3 separate regions of the Homo sapiens genome follow, and all the other regions are linked to region 1. Evidence: chromatin contacts called from ENCODE Hi-C or POLR2A ChIA-PET data. All regions are on one chromosome and are shown on one strand. The core of a region is the stretch at or near the end of the contact, and the rest is flanking DNA. Distances in the headings are between cores, read along the strand shown. Region 1 overlaps CNTNAP2 (contactin associated protein 2). Region 2 holds the start of ZNF786 (zinc finger protein 786). Region 3 has its middle 25 kb from the start of ZNF786.

Region 1 (2,798 bases), core at 155-2,654:
AACTCCTTAGTCATACACCTAAAGCCAATCTCTCCATAATCACTTTATTGGGAATAAAATGATATTTTGAAGAAAAAAGATGATATATTCTAAATTCAATATCGCTGAGCTAATTCCAAGTATTCCCTAAAATTAACGATTAGGAAAAACAGCAAGAAATCCTAGGCCTTTGTCTAGGCCATGGAAAAAGCGGGATCTGCCTTGAAATTGTGTCCTTCATCTCAGGAGATGGGGCCCGGCCCCTCCACCGGTCCAGGAGAACCCACGCCATTTAGGTATTTCTTCTTTAGCTTCTCCACTGCATCCCCAAAGCGTAAACGGCTGATGAAATCCCTTCAAACTCTGCCAACGCAAACTGTGGCTTAAAAATGGAAATGAATGGATATTGCAAAATAATACCTGAATAGACGTTAAAGCTTTAAGCTCCACGTGTAAGACACAAGGTCCTGCCTAAATCAGTATGCTTCTAATGGCTTCATGGCAAATGTTGAACAAGTTAGTGTTCACTCAAGGTTGTCCTGGGGTACATGGAGTCACAGTCTTTAATTTTAATGAGCCTCTATTACACAATCTCTTATCGCCTCTTAACTGCCAGTGAAATGACCACCAGCTAAATGTACAGCAAAATACATTTCTACAAAAGAGCTCACTTGGACCCCAAAGAAATTACCTTGAAATTATTACACTTAACCGTGGCAAATGCACCAGGGTTCATTTGAAAAGAGGTGGCCACCTGGCAATACGAGTGAAATCATATAATATGTCATTTCCTTAGGCTTTTCATGTTAAGCTTTTCTCGCTATATCTGATTTAAAGTATTTTCTCTTTTAAATGTAAATATTTAAAATGTAGCTGATCCTCTCCCTCTCCTAATTGAGGTGACTGGGCTAGTTCAAGAGACTGTGGCCTGCAGCTCACCGTTTTGTCTCTGGAGTCAGAGTGCCAGCCTTGGTACTTACTCTGTGACTGGACACTTTATAATATCAAAGATACGAGATCATACCTATCTAATATCTATTCAATAAGACAATACATATTAAAAGATCAGCACAAAGCCTTGTACACAGCAGTTGCTCAATATGTGCTTCCTCCTTTTTCCTACTATTGAATCCCACCAGCCAAGACCAGAACTATATCTGCAGTTGGACAAAGTTGGGTTTATCCCTTGTTGCAGTGAGGGCTTAGCAGTTTGAGTCAAACGGGAGCTGGAAACCACAGTCGGTTAAAATGGGGTGATAAATAGAAGCATTAACTATGGCAAACAGCAACTCCAAGATGTAAGGAAATCCGTGCAGTTTCCTAGTGGCCCCCTAGGGCTGAGGGAGCCCATCCAGGGACAACCTCGGTGGGTGTCTGACCGTAATGGAGGCAAAGCTGCCCCTGTCTCCTCTGACAGTCTCCAGCTGGGCCTGAGAGTTAAGTTGACGTAGGAGAGACTAACAGAGGAAACGCAAGCCAATGTTTACAGGCATGTGAGGGCCTTCACAGGACACCAAGATCCAAAAGCAGCCAGGCCTAAGTGCTTATGCAACAGGGTGAACAAAAAGTAGTAATTTTGAAAAAGTAACTAACTATATGGAGATACTAAAGACAAGGGTTATTTTAACAAGAGCTTTTTAACTGTCAAAACACTTTTTGTTTGTACCGATTTCCCTCGGCCTCAACTCCCCGCCTCTGGAGAGAAGAATGTTCTTTTCTTCCTGGTAGAGAGAAGCCATCTTCCATATGAAAGTTTCATCTCCTGCTTTCAGGAAGAAAAGGGGAGGTCAGAGTGTCCTTTGTGCATCTGTTGTTTTTCTTTTTTTCTTTGAGATGGAGTCTCACTCTCACCCAGGCTGGAGTGCAGTGGCACCATCTCGGCTCACTGCAACCTCTGCCTCCCGGGTTCAAGCGAGTCTCCTGCTTCAGCCTCTCAAGTAGCTGGGACCACAGGCGTGCACCACCATGCCCGGCTAATTTTTGTCTTTTAGTAGAGATGGGGTTTCACCATGTTGGCCAGGCTGGTCTCGAACTCCTGACCACAGGTGATCCGCCCACTTTGCCCCCCAAAGTGCTGGGATTATAGGCGTGAGCCACCACGCCCAACGCATCTGTTGTTTTTCAAGTGCCTTTAGCTCAAAATTGTCCCCATCTCAAGCCAGCATATCTGGAGGTGGCGTGTTCTGAAGCCCTTCAGGACCTTGCTGGAGAAGGTGTGTCTGCCTGGCAGAGAGCAGAGACCCCTGCTTAGCCAAGCTGGAGCTGGTCCGGAATTGCTGGGGGAGCGACAGGCTGGCTGCCCTCTGGAGTGCAGGTGGGGGAGCAGGCAATAGCAATGGCGGTGGGGGTGAGAGTGAGGGGCTACCAGGGCGGTTCAGACACACGTCCAGAGGTCTGTGGGCAGGTTGCCATGGCTGAGACGCTAGGGTCACAGAGGGTTCTCTTAAAAGGCCTGCGACTCAGACAGGCTTCACCTCATGTCCTCGCACTCTGGGCAGAGCCTCTGCTATCCCCCTCCTCGAGCCTGTGCTGGAAATTGCAGTAAGCCCCTTCCTCTTGCAGTGTCCCTCCAGAGCACGCTACTGAGAAAGCTTGACATTGTGCTCACCTTAAAAGCAAAATCTTTAAGGAATTCCATTGTTTATCATAGAGCTTATATTGAAGGGTGCATTGGGAGCCAGGAAGCAACGAGTTGATTGATAATTGACGCAAAGGGACCCATATACCTTAGAGAATGACGGGGTGGCTCTAAGAGTCAGGAAGGGCTTATTTTAGGAATCAGGCTTATGGTGGGGAGGGTTCAAGGAAGCAGGTGTCTC
Region 2 (2,798 bases), core at 126-2,625, 830 kb after region 1:
CTCGCTCTGTCGCCCAGGCTGGAGTGCAGTGGCGCCATCTCAGTTCGCTGCAACCTCCACCTCCCGAGTTCAAGCAATTCTCCCTACCTCAGCCTCCCGAGGAGCTGGGATTACAGGCGTCCGCCACCACACTCAGCTAATTTTCGTATTTTTTAGTAGAGACAGTTTTTCGCCATGTTGGCCAGGCTGGTCTTGAACTCCTGACGTCAAGTGATCTGCCCACCTCGGCCTCTCAAAGTGCTGGGATTACAGGCGTAAACCACGGCGCCTGGCCTGAATGTCACAAGTTTTAAAATCCATTCTTTTACTCATTAATAATTTATTTTCAGGTCTGTGATTTGGCTGTTTATATCCTTTCCCCATATATATAGGTATGTATATATTTTTGGAGACGGAGTTTCGCTCTTGTTGCCCAGGCTGGAGTGCAATGGTGCAGTCTCGGCTCACTGCAACCTCCGTCTCCCGGGTTCAAACAATTCTCCTGCCTGAGCCTCCCGAGTAGCTGGGATTACAGGCGCCCGCCATCATGCCAGGCTAATTTTTTGTATTTTTAGTAGAGTTGGGGTTTCACCATGTTGGCCAGGCTGGTCTCGAACTCCCGACCTCACGTGATCCACCCGCCTCGGCCTCCCAAAGTGCTGGGATTACAGGCGTGAGCCACCGCGCCCGGCCTAATTCATTTAATAATCAGCAAAAATCCTCAACATTAAAGTTTACAAGATAAAAATACCCTCTAAACCTCGATTTTAAGAAACCACTAACTTAATTTTTTGTATCCTCTTCTACTCTTCCCAACGTATCATCTTACACTCAACCCAAATCACGCTAGACAATAAATTCTGACATTGAAGCCCCCGCCAAACACCATTTCAACCATTCGGAATCTTAAACTTTTTGGAACAGTTGTTCTGATTTCGGTGACTATGATGTAAAACTGGTTGACCTGTAACATCCACCTCTGGCCCCAAACCTTTCTATCCTTTCCACCGTCCGCTCCCCGTCCGCCCGGCATCCTCGCCCAGGCTCCGCCCCGCTCCTAGGTCGGCCTCGGTCCACGCTCGGCTTTGTCCAGGGGTTTGGCCACGGACAAGCCGCGGGAGCGGAGGCCACCTGCTCACCGCAGGGCCCGGAATCCACATCCCCAGCAGAAGCAGCCTGCAGACTCCGTCCTACCCGTGCACCGCGCGCACTCACGGGGACCCCAGGACACGGGCGAGCCCGGAACCCGAGGACCCACCACGACCCCGAAACCGGGCGTCCAAACAGGCTAGCCCGCTTACCCGAGGCGGCTCCGCCATGGTCCCCGCGGTCCCGCCCGGCCCTGGCAAACCCGACCGTCTCCGGCGGCTCCGCAGGAACCTGCCCTGCTGCGCACTGACTCCCCTCCGCTCCGCCCCAACCCGACTCCCACGCACAGCCCGGGTGGCCCCCAAACGCAGCGCCGGCCGGGCGCGGTGCATGCTGGGACCCGGCGCCCGGCCGCGGCTGCCGCTCAGTCCTACAGCGCCTCCTGCGGGAGGAAGAAGCGGCGCTGCCTGAGCGTCGGTCCTCAGAGGAGGGACCCAGGGGCCCGGGCGCCCTCAGAGCAGGCCGCAGCACGCCGGTCTTTGAGGGACCCTCGGATTCCCGGGATCTGGGGAGGGAAGCGGTCAGAGACAAGCTGAGGAGCTGGCCGGAGGGGAAACGGAGGGGCAGGACATGGAGAGATCAGGGACAGGGACAGGGAGAGATCAGGGACAGGGACAGGGAGACGCGCTCCACAGAAACCCAGACTGAGAGGCAGCGAGAGGGGAACCTCCGGTGCGGTTCCTCCCAAAGCCGCCCCCGAGACAGGCTTCGTCTGTGAGGGGGTCCCGGGAATCCAGCGAGGCCGGAAAGTGGGTGGGGGGCGCGCGCTGCCCGCGGTGGCCCGGGGCATCCGTCCCGCCGGGGGCGCGGAGGCCGTGGGGGCCCCATGCTTGTCCCGCCGGGGACGCGGAGGCGGGGTCCGCCCACCAGGTCCGGTCGCCGTGGGTCTAGAGCCCTCCGGGCTCCCCGGGCGGCCACGCTCCTTCCTTAGCAGAGAACGGCCTTGGGCAGAGACCCCATGCGGAAGCCACCCCGGCCTCAGGGCCGCCTGCAGGGACTCAGGGTGGCCCAAGGCTGCGGTCGGGCACCCCGGGCCCCGGCAGGAGACAGAGACAGAGTAGGAGGAGAAGACGGAGGAGGCCATGACACAGGGCGTGAGAAACACGAGAACGCAAGAACAGGGGAGAGGTGGGGAAACCAGGAAGAGACAGAAAGGAGAGAGGGCGAGGAAGGGGGTGGCGATTGTCTCCAGAAAATCAACCTCGCATTCTGTCTTAGTCATGTCTTAGGTGTCAGGCTGAAGTAGCAAAGGAAAAGTGTGTAGTTTGGAGAGGATGTGCATAAGAAATAAAATAGTCCCTGCGTAGGCTGAGGAGCATATACGCATCTGTGTTTGCCACAGAATCGTGAAATGTACATGCACCTTACTGTTTAACGTTTTTTATTTTTACAACTGTTATACAGTACAATTTTTTTTTTTTGGAGACAAAGTCTCACTCTTGTCACCCAGGCTGGAGTGCTGTGGCGCAATCTCGGCTCACTGCAACCTCTGTCTCCTGGATTCAAGCAATTCTCCTGCCTCAGCCTCCCGAGTAGCTGGGATTACAGGCATTTGCCACCACGCCCGGCTAATTTTTGTATTTTTAGTAGAGACGAGGTTTCACCATGTTGGTCAGGCTGGCCTCAAACTCCTGACCTTGTGATCTACCTGCCTCGGCCTCCCCAAGTGT
Region 3 (2,798 bases), core at 172-2,671, 810 kb after region 1:
CTAGAAGGTGACAAAGCAAATAAGGAAAATGCCCTTTAGTTTCCTAGTAATTAGAAAACAGAATAGAAGCTTGACTAGGCAGTCACTACCCCAGAGACGCAACACCATTAACATTAATAATACCACGCCTGTAATCCCAGCACTTTGGGAGGCCAAGGCAGGCGGGCACGTGGTCAGGAGTTCGAGACCAGCCTGGCCAATATGGTGAAACTCAGTCTCTACTAAAAATACAAAGCTTAGCCGGACATGGTGGTGCGTGCCTGTAGTCCCAGCAACTCAGGAGGCTGAGGCAGGAGAATCACTTGAACCTGAGAGGCGGAGGTTGCAGTGAGCCGAGATCGCGCCACTGCACTCCAGCCTGGGCAACTGAGTGATACTCCGTCTCACTCACACACACACACACTCGCCGGGGGGGGGGGGGGGTGGCGCACGCCTGTAATCCCAGCTACACACACACACACACACACACACACACACACACTAGCCGGGCGTGGTGGCGCACGCCTGTAATCCCAGCTGCTTGGGAAGCTGAGGCACGAGAATCGCTTGAACCCGGGAGGCGGAGGTTGCAGTCGGCTGACATGGCACCACTGCACTCCAGCCTGGGTGACAGAGCGAGACTCCGTCTTAAATAAATAAATAAAAAGAAAATGGAAGTGCCTAATATTGCAATTCAGCATTGTACTTTCACATGTGCCCTTTATGGGAATCCTTTTCTTTTCTCACCCGTAATTTCCTGTTCTTTCTCCCAATCTGCACCTCATCCAGCAGAGTCTCCGCCCACAAGCTGCGCTTAGGGAAGCAGGCACTCTCCGGAAACTCTGGACTGAGTAAAATCAATGGGTGCGTGCGGGACTCCTCCACTGATTCTTTGATTCCACAGCATTTGTACAGCACCCACGGGGGCCCCACACTAGGTGGGAAACGAAGATGAAAAGTCGCAGTCTCTGTTCCAAAGACCGCAGAGCCCAGGGCTGCGTTTCCTTCCCGGCCTTTTGTCCAGGCCCCAGGGAGCGAGCTGGGGGAAGGCTCCCCGGCCAGGGCTTCCCCACAGATTTTACTAGGTCAGGGCAGCCCCGGGGAGGCGCCTCCTCCCAGCCGGAACCGCCCGACTCCGCTTCGTCCTCTTGGGCCCACGGACCACTCCCCACTGCCCCAGCCCCAACACCTGCAGATCCTGCGAGCCCGAGCCCTCCCGCGACCGCCCAGAGAGGGTCTGACACCCGAAGGGGAACCCCAGGGACTAGTCCTGCCGTAGTCTAAGCTCTGGTCTCGCGGAGGAAAAGCAGGGGCGGCCCCCGTACGCGGGGCCTGCGCCCTTCAGCCCCAGCCCCACCCTGCGCGACCCCGGGATCTCGCTCGGCGGCGGCCGTTGCCCAGGGCACAGGCAGGGCATGCTGAGAACGCTCTGCCTTTCCTGTGCCTGGACACGGCTCGGGCTGGGATCCCACAGCGCCGCCTTCTGGCGGGAGGCACCCCCGCGGCGCTGTGCATTCTGGGCTCCCTGGATCTCTGAACTTGAATTGGAGCTGCTCCAAGCTCTCCAGAGATAACCTCCTTTAGGGTTACACGAGATTGCCTCTGAAATTGATAGGTATGTAAATTAGTAGGGATTTGGAGAATGTGTAACGTCGCCATTTTCGGTTTCAATTTTTGCTACTACAAGCCGCCTGTCTTCACAATGAAACTGTGTTATCGGCCGGGCGCGGTGGCTCATGCCTATAATCCCAGCACTTTAGGAGGCTGAGGCGGGCGGATCACCTGAGGTCAGGAGTTTGAGACCAGCCTGGCCAACATGGTGAAACCCCGTCTCTACTAAAAATACAAAAATTAGCCGGGCGTGGTGGCACGCGCCTGTAGTCCCAGCTACTCGGGTGGCTGAGGCGGGAGAATCACTTGAACCCAGGAGGTGAAGATTGCAGTGAGCCGAGATCGCACCACTGCACTCCAGCCTGAGCAACAGAGCAAGATTCCGTCTCAAAAAAAAAAAAAAAGAAAAAAGAAACTGTTATTAAATAAAATAATAGGAGTCCATTGGTTCGGACTCAGCTCCAGCACTAGGCTCCAAGAGACCACACCAAGATGGAGTTACTCATGCAAAAGTGCCACATCACCAAACAGGCCAGCATAAGGAAGACCCCTCTGCTTTTTTTTTTTTTTTTTTTTTTTGAGACAGAGTCTCACTCTGTCGGCCAGGCTGGAGTGAAGTGGCACAATCTTGGCTCACTGCAACCTCTGCTTCCCGGGCTCAAGCACTTCTCCTGCCTCAGCCTCCCAAGTAACTGGGATTACAGGGGTGTGTCACCACGCCCGGCTAATTCTTGTATTTTTAGTAGAGACGGGGGTTTCACCATGTTGGCCAGGCTGGTCTTGAACTCCTGACCTCAGGTAATCCACCTGCCTCGGCCTCCCAAAGTGCTGGGATTACAAGTGTGAGCCACCGTGCCCGGCCAGAAGACACCCCCTCTGCTTTAACCTTTAGAAGAAAAAAGTAACTTTGAAACAACCAACCCACTTTTAGTTTTCTGTTTCTGCTTTTCCCAAGCTTTTTCTGTCCATAAAACCAACCGCGGGCCGGGTGCAGTGGCTCACACCTATAATCCCAGCACTTTGGGAGGCCAAGGTGGGCAGATCACGAGATCAGGAGTTCGAGACCAGCCTGGCCATCCTGGTGAAACCCCCGTCTCTACTAAAAATACAAAAAATTAGCCAGGCATGGTGGCGCATACCTGTAATCCCAGCTACTTGGGAGGCTGAGGCAGAATTGCTTGAACCCAGGAGGTGGAGGTTGCAGTGAG

The links. Hi-C counts contacts between places; a loop is a spot of excess contacts on that map. ChIA-PET counts read pairs that join two places held with the same protein, here RNA polymerase II (POLR2A). Pooled maps may share reads with other maps.
Region 2: a pooled map shows a loop between it and region 1 (2.9-fold over the local background). The contact joins the promoter of ZNF786 here to the enhancer-like site in region 1. A Hi-C loop is called at or near these places in 1 of 37 single-sample maps with no recorded cell type and 8 of 50 pooled maps. POLR2A ChIA-PET finds 5 or more read pairs at or near these places in 1 of 52 experiments (activated naive CD4-positive, alpha-beta T cell).
Region 3: a loop to region 1 is called in a map of mesothelial cell of epicardium, with 13 times the contacts of the local background. The contact joins two enhancer-like sites. A Hi-C loop is called at or near these places in 1 of 168 maps with a recorded cell type or tissue (mesothelial cell of epicardium), 1 of 37 single-sample maps with no recorded cell type and 11 of 50 pooled maps.

What each region holds. Positions count from the first base shown.
Region 1 is chr7:148,259,372-148,262,169 of GRCh38, forward strand. All of the region lies in intron 20 of CNTNAP2 (contactin associated protein 2), which reads left to right. Among named protein-coding and RNA genes, the nearest start is that of C7orf33, 330 kb to the right of the region's middle. Within about 2 kb of position 1,405, at least 3 of the 41 ENCODE cell types and tissues checked have a DNase peak (open chromatin) inside an H3K27ac peak, as active enhancers do.
Region 2 is chr7:149,089,343-149,092,140 of GRCh38, forward strand. ZNF786 (zinc finger protein 786) reads right to left here and starts at 1,376. Exons shown (of 4, transcript NM_152411.4): 1 at 1,281-1,376. The coding sequence starts at 1,298. RefSeq lists silencers at 1,318-1,617, 1,738-2,227.
Region 3 is chr7:149,064,515-149,067,312 of GRCh38, forward strand. No RefSeq gene overlaps it. Among named protein-coding and RNA genes, the nearest start is that of ZNF786, 25 kb to the right of the region's middle. RefSeq lists an enhancer at 791-1,673 and a silencer at 1,163-1,392. Within about 2 kb of position 1,422, at least 38 of the 41 ENCODE cell types and tissues checked have a DNase peak (open chromatin) inside an H3K27ac peak, as active enhancers do.